Linked DNA regions of Homo sapiens: region 1 is linked to region 2. A link is a contact called in ENCODE Hi-C data. All regions are on one chromosome and are shown on one strand. Each heading gives the region's core, a stretch centred on a gene start or an enhancer-like site at or near the end of the contact. The rest is flanking DNA. Distances are from core to core; before and after follow the strand shown. Region 1 overlaps NCAM1 (neural cell adhesion molecule 1). Region 2 has its middle 32 kb from the start of LINC02764.

What was found. A loop is a pair of places that touch in the nucleus more often than their neighbours do. Pooled maps may share reads with other maps.
Region 1: a map of ascending aorta shows a loop between it and region 2 (3-fold over the local background). The contact joins two enhancer-like sites. A Hi-C loop is called at or near these places in 1 of 168 maps with a recorded cell type or tissue (ascending aorta) and 7 of 50 pooled maps.

What each region holds. Positions count from the first base shown.
Region 1 is chr11:113,160,054-113,165,628 of GRCh38, reverse strand. All of the region lies in intron 1 of NCAM1 (neural cell adhesion molecule 1), which reads right to left. Among named protein-coding and RNA genes, the nearest start is that of NCAM1-AS1, 110 kb to the left of the region's middle. Within about 2 kb of position 2,833, at least 8 of the 41 ENCODE cell types and tissues checked have a DNase peak (open chromatin) inside an H3K27ac peak, as active enhancers do.
Region 2 is chr11:112,584,959-112,591,129 of GRCh38, reverse strand. No RefSeq gene overlaps it. Among named protein-coding and RNA genes, the nearest start is that of LINC02764, 32 kb to the right of the region's middle. Within about 2 kb of position 1,774, at least 3 of the 41 ENCODE cell types and tissues checked have a DNase peak (open chromatin) inside an H3K27ac peak, as active enhancers do.

The DNA of each region.
Region 1 (5,575 bases), core at 1,584-4,083, 570 kb before region 2:
GGAAAACATTCTACTCTCATAATGGTCCCATCGGGGGTGGGGGAAGCAAAGGCTATATAGATCCCAGCTACGACCAGATGTCTCAAAGGTTTAAACTGCAAGTCTTGAACCTGCTTTTAAAATGAACTACAGGCCCTGACTTAGTCTGAGAAGTGGAGATTCTTAGTACTTCCCATTCTCTGCTTGTAAGACAAGCAGAAGGCCTGAGGCTGAATCAAAACAGACTAAGTGAGTCTACTCGGAGCCCAGAGACCACAGTGGAGATTCTGGATCTTAGCTCTAAAGAGGACTTAGAAATTATCTTTTTGAACAGGTGCATCAGAAAGCGATTGGCCTTTTCCAAATTCATCTAAGTGGATGGGGTGGTTTTACTTAAATTTCCTTTTCTTTCTAAGTGACTTTCTAAGTCACTTTCTACCTTGTGGAGGGTCCTGAATAATGGAAAGGTGGGTTCCACAATGCCACAGGCTACTTCACAGCCACCTTTTTCTAACTTCTGTTCTCCCCACAGACACGTTTCCATTGTCATGCTGGGTGCTTGCTGCCAATGAGCAGACAGTGGGTCCCTGTGATATCGTGACAAAATTAGAAACATATATTTTGTCTTTGACCCCTGTTGCCAACATACAGCTCCTACTCTCTTAGAATTTCCTGGGTGATATAGGAGAGTCTTTTGTTCAAATTAGTTGACTTTCGGTGGGCTCCTGGCTGGGGTTGGTCATCAGGAAGACCAAATCATGATTAGAAGGTTGGAGCATTCAGCCCTGCTCTACAGCCTTTGAGAAGGGTGGAAGGATTGGAGATTGAATTAATAATGGATCCTGCCTACGTGATGAAGCCTCCATAAAAATCTCTGAAGTGCAGGGTTCAGAGGGTTTCTGGGCTGCTGACCAGGCAAAGGTTCTGGGAGGATGGTGCACCCAGAGAAGGCATGGAAGCTCTGAACCTCTTTCCACACACCTTGCCCTGAGTACCTTTTCATCTGGCTGTTCAACTATATCCTCTGTAATATCCTTATCCTTTATCATGAATCAGTAAATGTAAATATGTGTTTCCCTGAGTTCTGTGAGCCATCCTAGCAATCATGGAACCTAAGGAGGGGGTTGTGGGAACCCTGATTAATGGCTGGAGGGTCAGAAGCAAAGGTCACAACCTGGGACTTGCGACTGAAATGTGATGTGAGGGCAGTCTCGTGGGACTGAGCCTTTAGCCTGTGGGATCTGACTCTAACTCCAGGTAGACAGTGTCAGAAATGATTTAAATTATAGGACACCTTGTTGGTGTTCACTGGAGAATTGCTTGGTGTGTGGGAATGCCCCTGCCCCAACATCTCATGTCAGAAGTGAAGTATTAGAAGTGAGTATGGGTATTGTAGGAGAAAACAAGTCAGTTTGTGTTTCTTACCATGGAGTCCTCTTCTCCACTCTTAGTTCAGAGTGCAGTGCTAAGTGCAGACTGCAGAGCATGTACCCCCATGGAGTCCTCTTCTCCACCCTTAGTTCAGAGTACAGCGCTAAATGCAGACTGCAGAGCATGTACCCAGAGGCATCTGGTCTACCTGCAGTGATATCTGCACAAGGGGAGGGAGGATGCTCCATCCAACCTTGCAAGATAATGTGGTGTTCGGCAATCCCATTCAGTGGCCATCTGGGAACATGCCAGTGGGTAGGGTCCTACAGTTGTCTCTTCTCATGGCACCCAGCACCTCCCTTGTGAAATTCCTCCCAATACTTGCTCACTCCCTCTCTTCTCCCCTTCACTGCATACTCTAGGGTGTTGAGACCAGCTCTCATTTGCACAGCCCGGCACCCGCAGCACTGGGCATACTGCCTGGACACTTACGTCTTCAGGGCAGTTGAACCCTGACACTTTCTTCTTTCGATCTTAGCCAGGTCTGAGCAAAACTTTTCTTTAACTCCATTCTAGATGTTCACTTCTTATCCAACAAGCAGAACGCTCCTCAACATACGGTTTTCCCTCTTGGCAGACAGCAAAGGGCACTCCCTACTGGCCTCTCTGAGACAAGGCTGGACACATCTCTTCCTTTCAGAGTATTACCATTCACCAGAGAGATGTCTCATCCCTAACAAATTGCTTTCCATAACACTCTTGACAATTCCCAGGAGAAGAACCTCAGAACCTCAGACCTAGCTCTGAACTCTCTGGCTTTGAGGACCAGGTCAATAGCGAAACCACAGAGGTCAAAACTGTGACATCCTATTCCCCTGGGTGAAGAAAAAGGTTCTTATTATAACAAAGGCATTAAATCTGCCTGGCTGACCCGGCTGCTGAGCCAATACTGATGCAAAACAGCAGCATGGGTGGTTTTTTTTCCAGACTTTTTCAGCACTTTTGCGGTATTTATTTTACAGACAGAAAAAGATATGCCACAGCCTAAGAAAATTACAACCCTGACTCCAATTCCCAAAGGTCTTCTCTGCCTTTCTTCTGGAGGGCAAGAAGACATCTTCTCTTGAGCAGAAGGAGGTCAGCAGAGTTTGAGGTTGCCAGATGAGGCTGCACTTGGATTTGCCCAAACTTGCTTTCCTCTAAGACAGTGGTTCTTCACCCTGGCTGCACGGAGAGCTTGAAAAATACTTAAGTCTGAGCCCTACCTGTGACTAGGGGAATTTGAGTGTGAAGGGATGGAGAGGGCGTTAGTAATTGTTAAGAGTCCAGGTGATTTTCCCATGCAACCCAAGCTGAGAGCCTCTTTCCCAGAGAGCCAAAGCAATGAACTGAACGTCCATTTCGAATTTCCATGCGGAATATGTGCTCGGGTGGCCACTAGGGTGGCGTGTTGAATCGTTAATGAGATCGCGTCTCCACTGCCTGTGTCTTGTGGTCTGCCCACTGAGAATATGCCCCGTGACCGTAACTAACAAAGGAAGAACAAACAGGGCAGAATCCAATAACATTCCTGGTGGAGACAAACATTTAGACAGTCCCACATTCATTTTTTTCTTTTTCCATTACATCACTGCTATCCCTCCACAGCAATTCATATTTATCTCAAAAATCCATTAAAACAATTTTTTTAAATGTTATTTGTTCTAGAAGAGTGACATCATGGGCTGGCTTTCCATGTAATTTAGAAAAGAAAAATGGATTCTTCCATTTTCACCTCCAGTAGTTATTAGGCCAGAAGCAAGCACTGCAAAAACAATCTCTAAGATAACAGCAGGCGCCTTGGTCTCCTGACTTCTATGTTAGCAGCCAGCAAGGGCAGCTTCATTATGCACAGGGCCCTGCTCCTACACTGCAGCAGGCACCTGGAGCCTGAGATGGGATTTTTTTTTCATTTTTTTAAACAAATAAATGACAAGACAAAAAACATGCTTCTAATGACTGGAAACCAAAAAGACAAAGGGGTTGCTATAATATCATGTTTTGATATTTTTAGCTTTGTTTGCAAAGGCTAAATTACAGTAGGCCCCTGGCCTTGTTCCTGTAGCAATTGCCTGGTAACACACCATAACCATCTCAGGCTGCTCCTCCCCCCAAGGAACTACAACTCAAAATTACAGATTATACAGAAATAAAACCCCATAATTGCTTGTTTGTTTGTTTTACTTAAATGATCCTGACTTCCTAGCATAACACCCTTGAATTCTGAAAATATCTCGAACAGCAGTTCACCTGGCACACATGCAAGATTTCACGTTGTTTGCAGGAAGCGATCCAAGCCAAGGTTTCAGGGGAAAAAAAATCAGTTCAGGGGATGGACAAAAATGACCAGCTGCTCCCTGGCATAGAAGGCTCTGCAGAAGCCCAGCCTACTCTATGGAGCTCAACCACAGTGCTTCTCCACCTTCTCTTCTCCCTCAGTTCTGCTGCAAGCCACTAGAAACCTACACACTCCAGGTTCTGCTGAATGATGGGCAAAGGGGGTGGGCGGGAAGCCAAATCAACAAGAGTTTCTTTTACTACATCCTCATGCTTAAGAGGAAACAAGGTGACTTTCTTTACTAGCATGACATACTGACCATACTCAACAGGCAGGGGGATTTTATGTGGTTTATCTATGATAAAAGCACTAAATGTTTTTTATAAGAGGTTTAACCTGATTACAAGATTGATCAGTCTCAGGAATAAACTGTCCAAAAATGAGAACAGAATCAGGATAAGGGAGCCCATGTATTTTTGATAACTCAGTAATTGCACATTTGACAGGAAGAATACACTCCAGCAGCCTCTTATGAACACCTGGAACTCTTTCGGGGGCACAGGGTTTGGCAATAACAAGAAAAAAAAGAAAAGAATTCCAAGTCCAAGGTATGACATGCACCAATTTTAAAATACTATGTAGATGTAAGGAGCAGAAATGAAACGTTCTGAAGAAAGAAGTAAAACGTTCTGAAATAAGATTTTTTTAATCTACAAAGAAACTCCCTGTAGTTTATAATTTTCATTTTATAAGATGAAAGTAATCATCTCTTGGGGGGCTCTTTTGATTCCCTACTCTCTTTTCTCCTAGGTGGCAGAGATTTTCAATTTTTTTCTAAAACGGATGGTCTGTGTAGATCACGATCATGTGTAATTCAGTACTGTCCCTCAACTCTCTTCTCTTGTGAGATGGCAGTGAAGACAGAACCCAACTTCCCACGTATTCTTGTGACGGAGCTTGCACAAACACATCCATAGGGAGTGGGAGTTGTGCATCTCAATGGACAAGAAGATAGTTTAATTTAAACTCTCGAAAAAGCCCTAGAGGAACTATCAGGGAACAGACAAGGCCCAGACAGAATTTATGGCTGACTTAACCTTGTAAAAATTCCCTGGGCCAGCAGAGTCCAGCGAGCTTGGGCTTCATTGTACAATCTGTGGTGAATTCCTTCCAGAAACTGCACTCTATAAGCAGAGCCCTCAGTGACCCTCTTTGTTTGGAACCGGTACAGCCATCTGCAACTGCAAAAGCAATCATTTTAAGTGCTCATGATGAACACCTAGGGCAACCACTGGCACAATAACACAGGCAGTTTCTGATGCAAAAGTGCCGAATGCCAAGTGGGTTTGAGGCTTTGTATTGGCTGCTGTTGACAAAAAGTAAAATCAGTTCAGGGGAAGAAATGCTCTGGAGTTTCTCTTTATTGAAGATCAGTAACATGGGTTGTGTCTGATTCTTTCATAATCCCTGCAAAACTCTGCAGTTCCAAGTTCACTCCCACTGCACATGATTTGGGATTTTGTACCAGTGCCAGGAAAATTGGGCAACATAAAAGGGGCCCTCGGACTTCATGTCTTGCTATTAGAACAGTCCCATGGAAACTGGGGCAGTTGGTAACCTGGAGCGAAGCAGAACTAAAGAGGAGGTACAATCTCATTCTCTGAAACACCATTTAGCTCCATGATTGCATTCATGCTGTCAACTCCAATGTGGTGAGAGATTGTCCAAAGCTGCGTTCCTAAGCTTGGTGTTCAAAGACTGCCCTAGGAAGCTCAGCAGGGCCTGCCCTATGTGTGACCTCAGGCGCTGATAGGAATAACATCAGCTGCAAACCAGCCTTCTTGCTGGCCACAGTCTCTCCAGGCATGGGGCACACATGGTTCTGTCTACATGGTATTAGCAGGTACA
Region 2 (6,171 bases), core at 525-3,024:
TCCTGGAGGAAGAAACCAAATGACTTAAATTCACCCTAAGACACAAATGACTAACAATAGATCCTTGCTCAGAGGGAAAGACTTTATTGGGAAAGGGAGGAGGGAGTAAGAAGACAGGGTTCAGAGGAAGGGCAGTCAGAAGTGAGAGTAGAGAAAGGCCTTCAAAAGGGAGGCCTGGATACAAAGTCATAACAAAGACACGCTTAGCCCTGTGGGTCTGACAGGACAGGACAGGCCAAGAGAGCCCCTCCTTCAGAGAGTCCTTCTCAAAGACAGCCTCCCTCAGCGAGAACATCCTTCAGAGAGCTGCTCCCAAGGACAGCTCCTCACTTAGAGAGCCCCCCTCAGGGAGCACCTCCCTCAGACAGCCCCTCCCTCAGACAGTCCTCCTCAAAGAGAGGCCCCCTCAGACAGCCCTTTCCTCAGACAGCCCCTCCCAAAGACAGCCTCCCTCAGGGAGAACCTCCTTCAGAGAGCCACTCCCAAAGACAGCCCCTCTCTTAGAGAGCCCCTCTCAGGGAGCACCTCCCTCAGAAAGCCCCTTCCTCAGACAGTCCCTCCGAAAAAAGCCCCTCCTCGGAGAGTCCCTTCATCCAAGAGCTCCTCTCAAACAGAGTCACTTCCTCAGACAGCCTCTCCTGAGAGCCCCTCTCACAGAGCCTATCCCTCAGAAAGCCAGTCCCTTGCAGAAGATGTGAAGCCCTTTTCAGGTGCAGGAGTCAACAACCAAGAATGGAGCGAGCATTCGAAGGAAAGGAGTTGCGACAGCAGGAACGGTTCATCTCCCCCAGAAAGGACCACCGCTCTCCTGTCCTTAGGGCTTCTCCTTGGCCTCAGGATAAGGAAGAGGATTGTAGGATTTGCCACTCAGACCAAAACTGGCCCTCCAGAGTGGATTTCAGGCTAGACCAACAGAGTCCCAGAGCACTGTGGCAGCATAGAGGGAGACTGCAGCCTGCCGTGGGAAGCACATTAGGGTTTAGAGGCAGAAGTTCTGATTTCAAATTTCAGCTTCACACCTTATCAGGGCTGTGTCCTGCACAAGTCTATAATGTGTCAGTCAGCATCACCAGAGCAAAATGGCGGTCATCACACTACTTGCAGAGCAGATTTGCCTGGCAAAGCTTAAGCCTCCCACCCCCTTCACCTCATGGTCCTGGGATCGTGGGGAGTTTCTGTGTGGAAGTGTTCTGGGGGAAGGGGAAGTCTGGCTGACAGGGATGGAGGGTGTGTTTGTGTGTGTGTGTGTGCATGTGTGGAAGTGTTTCTATATAAGCATTTCTGATAAACTGCTTGAAGAGATCTCAAAAGAGACCTGACTTTCTAGGGCTCTAGTGATTTTGTGTGTGTGAGATTCATTTTGTGTCATTCTGAATCAAGATTCACTTTTGTGTTTGTAATTTTATTCTCTTTTTCTTAAAGCCACCTCCCTCTAATTGTACAAGCTTCAAACCCCACAAAGCCTGGATCCACCTAAAGTCCTCAGAGGGCTGTCACATGGATAAAATGAAGTGCCCCCTCAAAAAGTGATCAACTCACCTAGAAGTAGAAATTGATGCTTACTAAATCTGATTCGGTGGTCCCCTTTCCATCTGCCCACCCAGGTGAGGTGCGGTAAGAAGAGACAGGCAGCCCAAGAGGCCTCCCGCAAGTTCAGAAACAGATTACAGAGTTGGCAGGGAGTCTGCTGCTCTCCCACCAGGGCCCCTCTGCTCAGACAGGGCCAGATGATGTAGTGACTTTATTCAGTGGATAAACATCCAATTCAGCTTGCTGGAGGCCCCCCAGCCTCACATTACTGTTGACACAAAGCAGATTCCCTTTCTCTAAACCACTGTTTATATTTTAGCCAAGTGTCCTACATAAATCTCAGATCCAACCATCAGACTCTCTGGCTGCTACAGAAATGATCAAGACCAACGAGAGAAAACAGCCTAATAAGGAGCTTACAGAAGGAGCTGGGGGTATCTCTAAACGAAAGGCTGCCTTGGGGGTACATACCAGGCAACCCAGTTCTGAGACTCTCCAAAACTGGGGGCCAGCACAGACTTGGAAGCACCTGCAGCTAAAATAAAGGGTCTTTTAAAGAACTGGGTCTCAACCAGGGCACCAGGCCTATGAAATATACATTCAGTTCAACTCAGGTTCACAGAACATTCTCAAGTCCCAATTCAGTCGTTCTAGGAAATATGTAGGCTGGGTTCCAGTTCAGACATATTTTTCAATAGGTGTTTTTTTTTTTTTATTTTCAGAAAAAAAATAAATAGAATACAAACTTTGTAATAATAGCTTTGTGGTTCCATAAATTAATATTAGTGCTTGGTTAGAGCTCAGCACAGTTGTGTGGTAAATTGTGGTTTGGGGCTCAGGGTCTGGCTGAGGTCCCTGATTTGAAGGCCTCAAAGCCTGGAGAGCTGTGGCTTAAAAGGACAATGGAGAAATCTTTTCCTAGCAGTAGGAGCTAGCAGCTGAATGCACTTCATCTTGACTCAGCAAGGGACAGTTCAAACACCACTCCCCCAGCTGTAGCTTTTGGGTGAGGTCTCTATGTCTTTTCTGCCGTAGTCATGTGTGGATCATAAATGGCCTAGCCCAAAGCAGCTGTTATTTTAAAGAATAATTAAAAGAGCAAGAGTAATCCCTGGGGCATGGAGGAGGGGAGAGGGTATCTTTATATTCAGACGTTCTGGACTTGATTATAAATCCTAGAGCTTGGCTGCTCCACGGGGACCACGCTTCTCTAGGCTACCCGTCTACATGATTAACTGACTACTGCCATCTAGTGGATATGGAGGCCTTTGAAGTTCTAATGACTAATGTGCAGGATGTTGGGCATTGATCTTAAGAGAAGCTATGCTTAATTAGGGCAGCAGATCTCAGGGCGGCCTGTAGGTAGGATTACAGATCAATCACCCTGGAATATCCCCATACGCAATTTCTCTTTTCTGACAGAGATTAAAAGAGAAAAAAGAAAAAACTCAGTGCCTGTGGGTCATCAATGTTCTGAAGTTTATTTGGCAATTGAATCAAAACTGACATTCTGAGACATACAAAGGCTCGATGTGAAGACTACGGATAACAGCCTCACTGCTGTATTCTGAGAGGTCCATGCCGGCTGCTGCAGTAGCCAGACTGGTCCTTGGGCATGGCTGAGGTGGAGGGAAGAAGCCCTCAGCTAGCAAACAGAAATCTCAGCCTCTACAGCCATTCTCATGTAGGGCTGTGCCACCCTGTCCAGGCAGCCCCCAGGGCTTGGCCCCTGGGCAATGGGTATGAAATGCCCTTTTCTGGGTAGGGAAGAAAAAAGGGGCTAGGCCCAGACCCCGGAACTTCACCTCTGTCAGAGCTTCTGTTTACCTGCAATGGCTGTTCCCCCGACAGACACATATCTATAGATGTTCACTTTCAGACGCTAATCTGGAATTTTCAGAGAGTTTAAAAGATGAAAGATTAGCTACTTAAAGAATCAGCAAATATGTATAAATTCATCTTTAAGATAAATGGGAAATTTGGCAGGACTCAAAATATTTGAATCAACAACCACATATGGACACAGACCAAATCTACACAAAGCATTTGGGTAAAGCCTGCAAATATTTCTTTTTCAGTTATTGCAGCTTCAATTTCTCTTAGATTACAACCCAATCCCATCCCCTTTGCCCAGTGAGGCTATGAGGTTTCTGTCCAAAGCTGGAAATGGACCCCAGTCACTCCTTACTTCCCCTACCACTCCAGGCTTCAGTTTCCTCATCTGGAAAATGAACCAGTGGATCTGATTACCCCTGAGATCTCTTCCAGGTGAATTTGAATGCTTCAAGTCTAAATTTTCCTTTGCAAGATTTCCTCAAGTTTTGGCAGACGTGTGTTAAAGGCCTGGGGTGGACTGAACTCAGGATCTTTTACCATCATCTGGAGTGCTTCCCAAGGAGCATTTCATCCAGAAAAGGAGATTGTTTCAGGTTGAATATGACTTGAGCGCCCATCAGGTAAGATGTGTTAAAACAATTTTTGTACAGCAGGCCTAATGATAAGACAGCCTACCTGGGCTCCAGCCTGCCTGTAACTGTGTGAACTTAGCAAGTCCTTCACTCAGTCAGACTTTGCTTTCTACATCTGAAAAAGTCAAAAGAAAGAAAATAAAAACCTCAGCCTACCTCCCTCTCAGGGTTGTTACAAGGGAGAAAAGAGCATAAACAGATGCAAGAAGTGCTTCCTTAAAGAGTTCAATATGAATTGTTTTTCTGTTTAGGTTATGTTAAATCTATTTCATATTATTAATCCCTTCCAGATGACACCCATCAAACAAACACCCAAATGGTCCATGTCTGAAAGACCACAGACTTTTCTTTTGGGAAAAAAAAAAAAAAAAGCTAGGCCAAGCCTGAGATACATCGGGCTTTCTAACAACAGGGAAATTTGGCTCTTCTTTGGGCCTGTTCCTTTTTGTCCTGGAGGCTTGTTAATCAGCTGCAGGCTGCATTTTCCTTAAGAATTCAGGCTAGTAGTCAGTTAGTCATGTAGACAGGGGTAGCCTAGAGAAGCATGATGTCCATGGAGCAGCCAATGGAACTGGAGGCAGTAAAGGGAGGCAGAAGATGGCTTGGAAGCCACTGGCATGTTGCTTTAGTGGATAGTAATGAGGAGAGCCAGACCTCACGTTTTTCACCTGGAAGATCTGATACTGCTTCCCCTCCTCCACTGTAAACCCCTCCATGAAAGAGCAGAGGACCCGAAAACTGCAAGATGTGATTCATAATTGTCAATAACATTTGTGTCATTTTGATGCTCTAACTCTATTACGTTAATTGCTCTCCTCTCTACACTTTATTTTAAGGTGAACATTAATTGATTCCCAACTGTAATCACAATTATGGTGAGTTATCCTGATTAATGGAAGATGTGATTAATAGGTAGGAAGGTACAACTGCTTCTCCTTCCCAGGGAAGAGATGATATATGTTATTATAGCTCTGCTGTAGGCTTCATTTTCCTTAAGAATTCAGAGCCAATGCAAGCTATCAATCACCATATTCCATTGTTCTTCCCAGTTGACTGGACACAACTCCCATTCGGCCCAGCCTGTTTCTCTTCACTCACTGACTGTCCCTGCTTCCTTAGGGAACACTCCTACTCCAGACCCCCTGTGTTCCAGAGAGAAAAGAGAGATGCTAGCATGTCAGTTCTGAATTCTGAAAACGGAATCGTGAATTCTGGTACAGTCAAGATAGGCAAAGTGGTGAGTATGTATCATGGCCAGACCTAGAAAATAAACTGAAGTAGATAGAGGAGAAAAAGAAGTATTCATTTGTATACTCCAAGGCCTAGCATCATACCTGGCACATGGTAGCTGTTTACCACATAGTATTTGAAAATGAGAATAGGTGAATGAAGTTTATCATCCCTCCCTATGCCCTGACTACTAGTTGCCCATTGTGTTTCTGGACTCCTCTCTGCCACCCCACCCAGCCTTGTCCTCCTAAAGAGGATTCCCCTCTCCAAGCCTTACATCCTAGCTCACCTGTCCTGTGTCCTGCTCTGTGAGTGCCTTGCTAGGAGACAGGGTAGCTCAACAGATGTACCAACTGGTGTGAGAGCTAATGATAACTAACTGTCCCCAGTAACCTTGTAATAGAAACCTTACCTGCACCCCTTTACAACTCCTTTACATTTTGCTCAAACTTCCTTCCCACCCTCATCTCCAGGAATCCTCTCCTCCTGCCTACCCATCTCACACACCAGTTATGGATGATCAGTGAGTCCACTGGCATCTTCTGTGCAGGAGAAGTTAAGACCAATAGCTTAACTAGAAGGAGAAGTAGAAGACTTGCTTTGAAGCTGCAATGCGTGACAAGCATGGAGGTCTTCCTTTCTTATGGAGAATTTTTGTAGAGAGCTAATGTTTGCAGTTCATGATGCTATCAGCCACCTAGAGTGTTCTAAATTCATACTTATGTTTGCTTTCCAGGGGCAGAAAGGGCCTTGTCTCTGTCATCTCTCTGATGAGATTCTACTCTTTCCCCAGGCTTCGGCTTAAACAGAAGATCTTTTCAACCTGAGAGCCCTCCTGGCCAGGCAGAACGCATTTCCCTCTCCTAGGCCTGGAGGCCACCTGGCCACACCTCTACACAACTCCACACCTCTACACAACTCCACACCTCTCAGCATCATCACA